Regions from separate parts of the Homo sapiens genome. Here region 2 is linked to region 1. Evidence: read pairs that join two places in POLR2A ChIA-PET (ENCODE). Cell type or tissue: MCF 10A. All regions are shown on one strand. Region 1 overlaps FAF1 (Fas associated factor 1). Region 2 overlaps FAF1 (Fas associated factor 1).

What was found. ChIA-PET counts read pairs that join two places held together with the same protein. Peaks named below come from ENCODE experiments on the same cell type or tissue, not always from the same donor. Only the 100,000 strongest peaks of a DNase experiment are listed, where the experiment ranks them.
Region 2: POLR2A ChIA-PET joins it to region 1 with 23 read pairs; 7 of 35 experiments call an interaction of 5 or more read pairs at or near these places.

What each region holds. Positions count from the first base shown.
Region 1 is chr1:50,701,385-50,706,384 of GRCh38, reverse strand. It overlaps FAF1 (Fas associated factor 1), which reads left to right. Exons shown (of 19, transcript NM_007051.3): 7 at 494-599. Among named protein-coding and RNA genes, the nearest start is that of FAF1, 260 kb to the left of the region's middle. In MCF 10A, a CTCF peak has its summit at 2,171 (motif pointing right); a DNase peak (open chromatin) is centred at 2,134.
Region 2 is chr1:50,601,670-50,606,669 of GRCh38, reverse strand. The region is part of intron 8 of FAF1 (Fas associated factor 1); the gene reads left to right. Among named protein-coding and RNA genes, the nearest start is that of FAF1-AS1, 160 kb to the right of the region's middle. RefSeq lists an enhancer at 2,125-3,324. In MCF 10A, a CTCF peak has its summit at 1,017 (motif pointing right); DNase peaks (open chromatin) are centred at 999 and 2,919.

The sequences.
Region 1 (5,000 bases):
TTTTTACATAACAATTGAAGTTCTGTAGATTTCAATATCTTCTGAATTTTGACTGAAATCAGATTCATGAATATAAATAATAGTTTCATACTTCTGTTATTCTAGAACAGCTGTTTCACTTGGAATTGAACCAGAGTCTTTGAATATACATTTTAGTAGCATATTTGGAGTTGATATAATTGACAGCTTTGTTGGAGGAGATACGTATGCAGATATTATGAATTAGCCTATGACTTGTAGAAAATTCTTAAGTATACAAAGCATTTAGACTTGAAATTTAAAAACACCTTGGTAGAGAAAGAGTTAACAGGTTAGCTCCCCTTGGTTGTTCTCAGTGTGTTCTCTTGCCTTTAGGAGCTGAAAATATGATAACATTGGGCCCAGACATGCCTGTGTGGAGGTTAGGGTACTCCTGGGGTTTTTGCAGCTAGCTGTAAAGCAAGCTAGAACTTGTTCATCTCTGAGTTCCTTGTTTTTCTTTCAACCCTTTCAGTGCCCTGCAGGAGTCATTAAATCAAAACTTCATGCTGATCATCACCCACCGAGAAGTCCAGCGGGAGTACAACCTGAACTTCTCAGGAAGCAGTACTATTCAAGAGGTGAGTTATGTCTCACAGCTAAGAAATAAAGGTAGCTCATTATAGCTAATGTTGACCCTGTTAAAGAGGGCTTATCTGTTCTGGTTGGAAATTCTCTTTATGTTTCATTATTGGGTTCTTAAATTTTAATTAACTGGAGCATCAATGATTACTGTAGATATACTAAATGACTTGACCTAGAAAGATGTAAATGGGAACTCTTGATAATTTTTAAACTAGTCAACTTGAAACGCTGCTTAAAAATAACTGATTATTATGTAATATATTTCATGGTTTTATAGTCATTATTCAAAATACTATGGAAATTGTTGACAACATTCATTTTGGAGGATGCTTATATTTTATTTGAAAGGTTGCTCTCAAATAATTATTTATATTGTGTACTCTGCCTGTTTCTAAAAGGAATTTGAGGGGACTTTTCTTAAGCAGCTCCATCCTGCCCTTGGGCAGTATGCCTAAGATGCTGTTGGAGACTATCTTTTAGCTTAGAATATGAGAAGAGTCTATTTATAGTGTCAGTATTTTCTTCAACACGACCAACCAGGGCCACTGTTTCAAAAGAGAACCTCCCCCAAGAGAGAAGAGGTACCTTGTTGGTATGCCTTGGGCCCCAGCCACCTAAAAGCTAGTAATTCTATCTTCATGGAGGGTGGGGGGAACATTTAAGGCTATGACAGGACTTATGTTTAGAAACATTGAAATGATGACTATGTTGCATTACACCTTATAAGTTATGAAAGCAACAGTCATTTGTCTACTAATTTTTCTAAAGAGAATTAATCATGCTTAATCTTGGATTATTTTATAATGTTTTTCTTAGACTACATTTCTTAAAATAATCACTTAATGTCATTTTGAAAGAACCAGTTTTCACCCTAGTGTTTTCTTTCAGAAATATATGAACTGTTTCTGTAGACTATTAATGGTTTCCTTTTTTATATTGTGTTAATGAATTTCAGCTTCTGAATTTGACATGAATAACTCATTGCTTTATTTTCTTCATTGATTACTTGAATAGTTTGTTGACTCTAGAAACTAAACTCTTTAAAATTTTTTTCTGATCTGATTCCTAAACTGAATTGTAGGTTTGCGTTATTTAATTTTTTTTCAGGATTTTAAATATGTATAAATTGTAATTTCATTTTCAACCTCCATAATGAGTATTTTATTCTCTAAATTAAAAAACTTAATTCCTTGAAGAATCATTTGTGTTTTTATGGTAGAAATAATGTTTTGCCGTGGCTCCATCTCCGAGTTATTATAGCATCTGAAATTTTACAGGATAGTAAAATCTAAATTGTATATGTGAATATATGAAACAAGGAAATTTAGATTTAAAATAACTTCAGTTTAACCAACATGACAAAGATAAGAGGTAAATTCATTTTATTGCTGACTTGATAATTGAAGAATAGTATAATGTATGATGAATAAATATAGTTTGCCTTTTTTTCCTTCGGGGTTGAATTTTCTAGCCATAATTTTGCTGCCACCCTCTCAACCCCCACCCCTAGTTTCTGTTATTTGAGTGTGTTTCAGCTTTCTCCCACAAGAGGGCAGAAAGGACTATTCAGCAGATAGCCTAAAAATGCTATTCAGTGTTTTCAAATTAGCTTCTCTTATATTAACAAAAAGGAGCATAATGGCCAAGTTATTGTTTGATTTACAGATAATTGGCATATTGCAGGGAGGAGACTTAATTTCACCCTTTTAAATTAAACAGGGAGATTTAAAAAGACATAAAATATTCATTAATGTTCGGTGATTATAAAGTAGTGGCATATATTTATTTTGCCTTTATTACTGTTTCGATGGGAAAATACTGCAAATATTTCCGAAATCGAGTTGGCCATACTGACAAGTTGAAATGTTTAAGCAGCGTTAATGCAATCTGCTCACACCTGATATCCTATGCAGAATGATTCAAAATGACTACATCAATTATTAAAAGAAATATTTAAAATTCTGTAAATGTGCCATTGTGTGCCACAGTTGGCTGAAACTGTTCTCCGTGGCCTGCTATGTAGATTATCAAATATATCTTAAGCTTCAAGGACTTAAAACAGTAAATCTTTTTTATACCATTTTCTAAATGTCATTTTAAAAATGTTCCAGAAATATTTTTGCAAAGACAGATATTCTTATGTATTTCTTGTCAAGAATTTGGTTTCTTCTCCTTTTTCCTTTTTTTCCCTTTAAGTTAATTTAAAATAATATTTTTAAATGCTAGTTTGCCAGGAACAAATAAATGCAGTTGCTACTTATGTCACTTGCTTCTCTGTGAGTAGACAGGTACACATAGGCTGTTTTATTCTGTACAACTTAGATAAAGGATGTGGGACCTCTCTGGGCCTAGTTCTGTGACTTTTCTGCTTCAACTTGTGCAACACCTGTGATGGAGGGGGTAGTTTCAGGTGAAGGACAAGGTGCCCTTATCTACAGCTATTCAATCCACAATGACACTTAAGTATGTACATTTTTTCTTGTTGCATGATTGGAAAGTTAGTTTGATTGCATCAAGATAAAAATATAATTGTGAAACTATTTTGTAGTTTTATTTTATAATGCTAGTATTTGTCTTTTATTAATGTGAAAGCTTAATGATACCATATGTGCTAAATTGTAAATTAATCTATCTCACCAGTTTCAGGAATTTCTTTTCAGTATTAATAGGTCCAAGAATAAATCCTGACTAATATAATTGAGGGAAAGGAAAAAATGTTCAAAACACAAAGGTTCCTGGTCATTTTTTTAGTGTATTTTATATATATATTTTTTTTAATTTTTGAAAGCCTTGCATTTTTAAAAGAAAACTTTGCACTATTTTTCACCCAGAGGGAAATTTCTATTAAATGAAACAGGATTGAAAAAGGCACTATGATTTCAACTTTTAATTAGAACAAAGTACATTTTTTTAAAATACTGAGTTAGAAAATAGAACTAAAATGCAGTTTGAATTTCAAATAAACTATTCAATGACCATATGGTCATTGCAAGTTAATGGTGATAAACCAAGAGTTGTACAAGTGTTTGTTCATTCTGGCTTTGTGGTCTGCTGCCTCACAATGCGTGACTTGTGTCCTTTAGGTGCTCTAGATTTTAATTTAAGCCAGTTAGTTATTGAGGGTTTTCATTTTGATTTTGTTTTTTTAAAACTCTGTACAAATCCTTCCAGTTACATTATCCTCCTGGTTGGGGAGAAAGCAGTGACAGTATAAAAAGGTCAGAATGGAGAGAGTTGCAAGTAGTCTTAAAGACGAAAAATCTTTTCTGTTTTCCATTATGACCAAACAGCTTGTAAAAAATATCAAAGAATGTGACAGTAACTCTGTGATAGTCTGTCTTTTCAACCTTTTTGGGTCCTAAATTAACTATTTGTCACACTTTAAAATTGTGAGTTTCCTTAAATTTAAACAGGCTTACCTTATTTTAATGAATTTTTTTTACGCTGAGAATTCAGATTTGTCAACAGTTTATTGTGCAGATTCTAGTAATTCTCACTAATACTATTAAAGATCTGTGGTTACAAATGCACTTGGGGTGGGTTAAATTAAGGGGAAAAAAGATTGATTTGCTTTCAGCAAATCCAAAACCCAGGTGTGGAAAAGGATATGAAGTCTCTGAAATCAAGCCAACTTTTCTTGGAAACTGATTCTTTGTTATCGGCCTTACTACTGCAGAAGCTTCTGTTAGGCAAAATATTGTTTTCTTTGTAGATGTCATATAAATTTAAGGAATATACACATGACCCAGAATAACAATAAGAAACCTAAGTATTTTTAGTGCAGAATTATGGAGTATTACTTATCTGTTACAACAAGAAGCATGATGAATAGCTATTGGAATTATTTAAATCCTCTTCCAAGTTTCACTTTACCTCAGAAATCTCACTGTTCTTATTATTGTTGATTTAGTTCTTAATGGCATGAAAGGGGAAAATTGGCAACCTATAAAGATATATCTTGCAGGGAGTAGTAAAACATTTCAGTACTATTACAGTTTGTACAAAGTAGTGATTAAATGGGAAGCCAATAGAGTTGAATAAGTCTCAGGAACTGAATGAACTAAATACACAGATTATACCAATCCTTAAAAATAATCTGGGCTAAATAATGATAAGGCTAACTCTGATTCTGAGCATTTGAACCTAACGTCGGATTTTGTATGTTGTGTCTATTATTCTACTTGCTACTTTCTTAACTTGCTTGACTAGCGTATATTTTGGACTATTCTCCTTTAATGCTGGTGGCCAGTAACAGTAATTAAAATATGTAGTCTTTCACAGATTGTGCTAATTATTGATGTTCTAGTAGTGGGTTGACTATAACTCCTTAACTAACATGGCCTTTCTGTAAATGTTTTAAAGTATTGGGTGTTTTTTTTGGTTTGTTTGTTTTGTTT
Region 2 (5,000 bases), 100 kb after region 1:
AAATTAGCCAGGTGTGGTGGCGCATCCCTATAATCCCAGCTACTCGGGAGGCTGAAGCAGGAGAATCGCTTGAACCTGGGAGGCGGAGGTTGTGGTGAGCTGAGATCGTGCCATTGCACTCCAGCCTGGGCAACAAGAGTGAAACTCCGTCTCAAAAAAAAAAAAAAAAAAAAAAAAAAAGCAACTCTCACAGCTACAATATATCTAAACAAAAATGCTCTCCACAGGTTGGCACTCACAAGAATGTTATGTGGGAAATGATAAGAAACCCTTCTCTCTTTATAATTTAAATTTGTTCACTTAGGAAGAAATTTTTCTTTAACATTGGTCGGCATCATTTGGATATCTTTGGTATGGAAAAGACTGAATAATATATTTGGTTGTTATATGTTTTAGAACATATACTAATACAGTTAAATTTAATTGACATAAGTTGATATAAAATACTTAAATGATACCAATTCTGTCATCTAGGCTTAGATTCTTAAAAATAATTGGGCATTGCAACTGAAAACACCTATATGATAATCCTTCTGGCAAGGACACAAAGATGAGGTGGTGTGTGATTTTTATTTTTTTAAAGTTGAAAATCTAGTCCACTATGCTACATATTTTTTCACTTATCTCTTTATTGCTGTCAACAAAGATATTATTCCCATTTCTCAGACAAGGAAACTGAGATGTTTTGAGATAAGCAGCTTTCCTGAGAAATGACATTAGTTATCAAAGCCTGGCTCCAAGGCCAGGTTATTTGGATCCAAGTGCCTGACATATAATAACTTAATATTTATTGAATAAGTTATCAACTCTGAGTAACTATATGGTTAGTATAACATTCAACAAATAGTTCTAAATTATCAAATAATATGAGGAAGAAAAGCAGAGTCAAGAGAAATCTGCACATATTCCAGATCTCTCTTTCCCCCTCACCCTTCTTACTGGTTATAGGCAATGTGTTTAATATGTTCTTTTCCCTCTTCTGCCCTCCACCAGAGGGTGCTCATAAGCAACTAAATGGCATAAAGCTGTAGTGATAGGAACTGTGAAAGAAGGGCTATTTTAATTCACAGTGTGGATTATTGGCCTCTGTGAAAAAAAAAAAAAGTTGACTTTGAAACAGAGTTCTTGATTGAGCTGAAATAACTTTGGTTTAAAGTTGCCTTACAAATAACATCTTGAGCACTTACTTACCTGAGGATAGTACTTTTTTATATAGGTAAAGTTGACCATTCTCTCTAAAAAGGTATGAGGGACTATGCCATTAGACAGTGTTAGGCTGGTCTGGGTTGTATTTCTTATTGTGTAACTTAATGCTCTTCAGAAGTATTTTAATGACGTAAAATACTTCAGAACCTCTTCTAGTGTACTCACTAAAATCAATAAGTAATGAAGTACAAGAATATTGATGTCTGTGTTTAGTTATAAAAGCATATCCATTTAGAAATTGTGCTAATTCTGTTACAGTGAGCAGCTCTTTATCTCGCTATGACATAATCTGGTTTTAGGGGATGAAATGCCCTAGAAGATTAAAAAAACAAACAAACAAAAAAACCTTTTATATTGAGCAACCTCTGTTTGATAGCCAAAATCTCAAGATAATGTTGGGACAGTATAAGGAAGCATAAAAGTGGGTAATTATAATGTGGAAAATAGCATCAGGTGATTCTCCTTGATTTTGAGAGTCCCACCAGATTAAATGAAAGAAACCAAAAAAGTAAGTCAGGAGCATTTAAAATTACTATATATATTTCCAAAAGCTTTTAAAAAGAAAATATGAGATAATTAAATCAAGATATTTGTTAGTATTTTACAATTAACTGTAACATCTTTAAAAAACACATAGCTGGCTGGGTGTGGTGGCTCACACCTGTAATCCCAGCACTTTGAGAGGCCAAAAGGGGGAGCCCAGGAGCTCAAGACCAGCCTGGGCAACATGATGAGACTCCATCTCTACAAAAAATAAGGAGACCCTCATTTCTACAAAAAATTAAAGAATTAGCTGGGCATGGCAGCATGCACCTGCAGACTCAGCCACACAGGAGGCTGAGGTGGGAGGATTGCTTGATGCTGGGAGATCGAGGTGGCAGTCGGCCGTGATTGTACCACTGCACTCCAGTCTGGGTAACAAAGCAAGACTGTCTCAAAAAACAAAAAAAGAAGAAAAAGAAAAACCGAGATTAGGAGTCAAGAAGAGAACATGCTTGTGCTATCATTAAGCAGATGTGAGACTTGGGACAAACACTTTACCTCTCTATACCTCAGTTTCTTTTCCTGTTAAGTGAGAGGATTAGACCCTTATCTTGTGAGGAGAAACTGCCTTTCATTTGGAATCTGTTGGGGATGGTGGGATCACTGATAGAAGTTTAAGAGAAGGCTGCTGATACCTTCTCTCTGGAAATTCTTATTACTAGCTTGGAATGGGGCAAGGGAGATGCTGAGTGGTGGAAGATATGGCAGTAGCACTTGACTCAGCTAAGGCTTCAAGATCTCCTGGTTGGGATACAAGCAACTGATGAATTCTGAGGACTCTTCCAAATCTAGTATCTTGTGTGTAAAATGAAGCCATGTATAGCAGCCATCCTTGTTTCTTCCAGCTCCGGTTGCTTACATGGTAGTGTTTGTGTTTATGTACATAGCAAAAAGCCTGAGAACTTGTAACTGTTGGTGTTTATTTCATTAAACTTTACCAACTTGCCAAATCAATTGAGGACTATAACGCAGCAAGGCCAGGCAGAGAACACAGTTTTTTGAGCTATTTACACAGGAGTTTTGTTGATAATTGATCTTGACCTGCACATGTCTTTTAATATTCTGTTGGTTCCAGAATATTATTAGTCACTTCCTTTTTAACAGTGTGCTTTTTTATGAGGTGACTAAACTGCTGTTTAACCCTGCTACAAGAATGTGGCAGTGGGCTAGTCCAGACAAGTGCATGTACACTTGGTAACTAGCATTCTTGATAAGCTTGCTTCAACCTGCCACAAATTAAAGCTCTGTGTGACTTTTCTAGCACATAAGTGACAAAAAAAATGGCTGGGGGAAGGGCAGAAGAAACCTCGGATTGTGAATAAAAATAAGCTTTTTAGAGTTGCGCTTTGGTTGGCAGTAAATGAAATTTTAGCCTCATGACTCAGTTCGGTTTAAAACTACCTCAGTAATCTATTTAGCTGAACAGTAAGCATCTGAAAATTTAAAAGGGGTATTCTAGAAGTCATCTTCAGGACTCCTTACTATAAAAAACCTTATCTACGTTGGAAATGTGATGTAATAGAAAACTCCATGGCTTTTGGAGTTAAATCTGGTTTGCCATCTGGTACCTGATTTATCTTGGACAGGTTACTCCACTACTCTAAGGTTGTTTTATGATTTGTACAATCACGATAGTCTTTAATTTACAGAGTTGTCATGTATGGTAGACATATGTTAAGCACTTACTATGTAGTTTCTGACTAATGGATGGTATCTAGGAGTAGCTGTTTTAATTAAGCCAAAGAAAGTAATTACTGGTTATCAGATAGTAAGACAAGATATCTTAGAGCCTTAATAGTTGTTCGATTGGATACTTTTTAAATGGTTGTGAGATAAAGTGCCTGAGTTTTAATTTTGGTTCACCAGTCAGTACCTGTTTGACTTTGGGCAACCTTCTTATTCTGTGTGAGATTTAGTAACCTCATCTCTAAAGTGGGGATTATAATCCTTACCTGGCAGAGTTATTGTGAGAATTAAGTGGGGTAGTGCGTGTAAAGCACTTTGTGTAATAACAATACATACTGAGCTCTTAATAGTAGCAGTTATTATACAACTGCTTTTTAAAATACGGAATGGTTTCATGGGTGTATGTATATATATGTCAAAAAGCAATACTTTAGGCTGGGTGAGGTGGCTCCTATCTGTAATCCCAGCATTTTGGGAAGCCGAGGCGGGCAGATCACTTGAGGTGAGGAGTTCAAGATCAGCCTGGGCAACATGATGAAACCCCATCTCTACAAAAATACAAAAATTAGCCGGACTTGGTGGCATGCACCTGTAGTCCCAGGTACTCAGGAGGCTGAGGCAGGAGAATCGTTTGAACCTGGGAGACGGAGGTTGCAGTGAGCTGAGATCACACCACTGCACTCCAGCCTGGGTGGCAGAGTGAGACTCTGTCTCAAAAAAAAAAAAAAAAAGCAATACTTTATATGAGGATATAAATGCATATATTAATAGCACTGAATACTGCCTTATTGAAGTATAATTGACCTGTAATAAACCATACATTTTTTAAGTGTACAGTTGGATACATCTTGACATACAAATACACAGATTAAAAAGATCATCAGTGCAGTGTAGTCAGTGCTAATATCCGGTAGCATTCCCAAATCTGGATGAAATTACATCAGTGTCTTGTGAGGACGATGACAAGCTTGAGATATGGTTTTTAAAAAATGTCTCATATTAATTGTTCTTCTTAAAACACAAGAGAATTGTATTTTACAAACTGAGTGAATAAAAGATAAAAACAGTAAAGCTGTAGTTTGAATCTCGTTCACTTGTGTTACTGGGTGTGTCACATGCAGAGCAAGGAGTCTGCAGGTGACATAACCAAATCTCCTTAGTGATGTATGAAGATCATAGCCCATTAGGGCTAGAAGGGATCTGAGAGGCCATTTAGTTGGTCGTACCTATATTTTACAAAAGGAGATGTTAAGACTCTTGGTTACTGACCCAAGGTCCCATAACAGGTTTTATAGCTTCCAATACTCTTAAAATGTCTTATTCTTTGTCATTTATAATTAGAAAAAAAGACAGACTGCAAGCATGTATTTGGGGAGGGTTAAAATTTGGCTATAAAATAAAAAATACTTTGAAGAACTAATTCATATGTATATGAATATATGTATATATGAATATATGTATACATATGAATATATATGTGTATATATGAATATATGTGTGTATATGAATATATATAGTGTGTGTGTGTATATATATATATATGAATATATATGTATTGTTTGAGA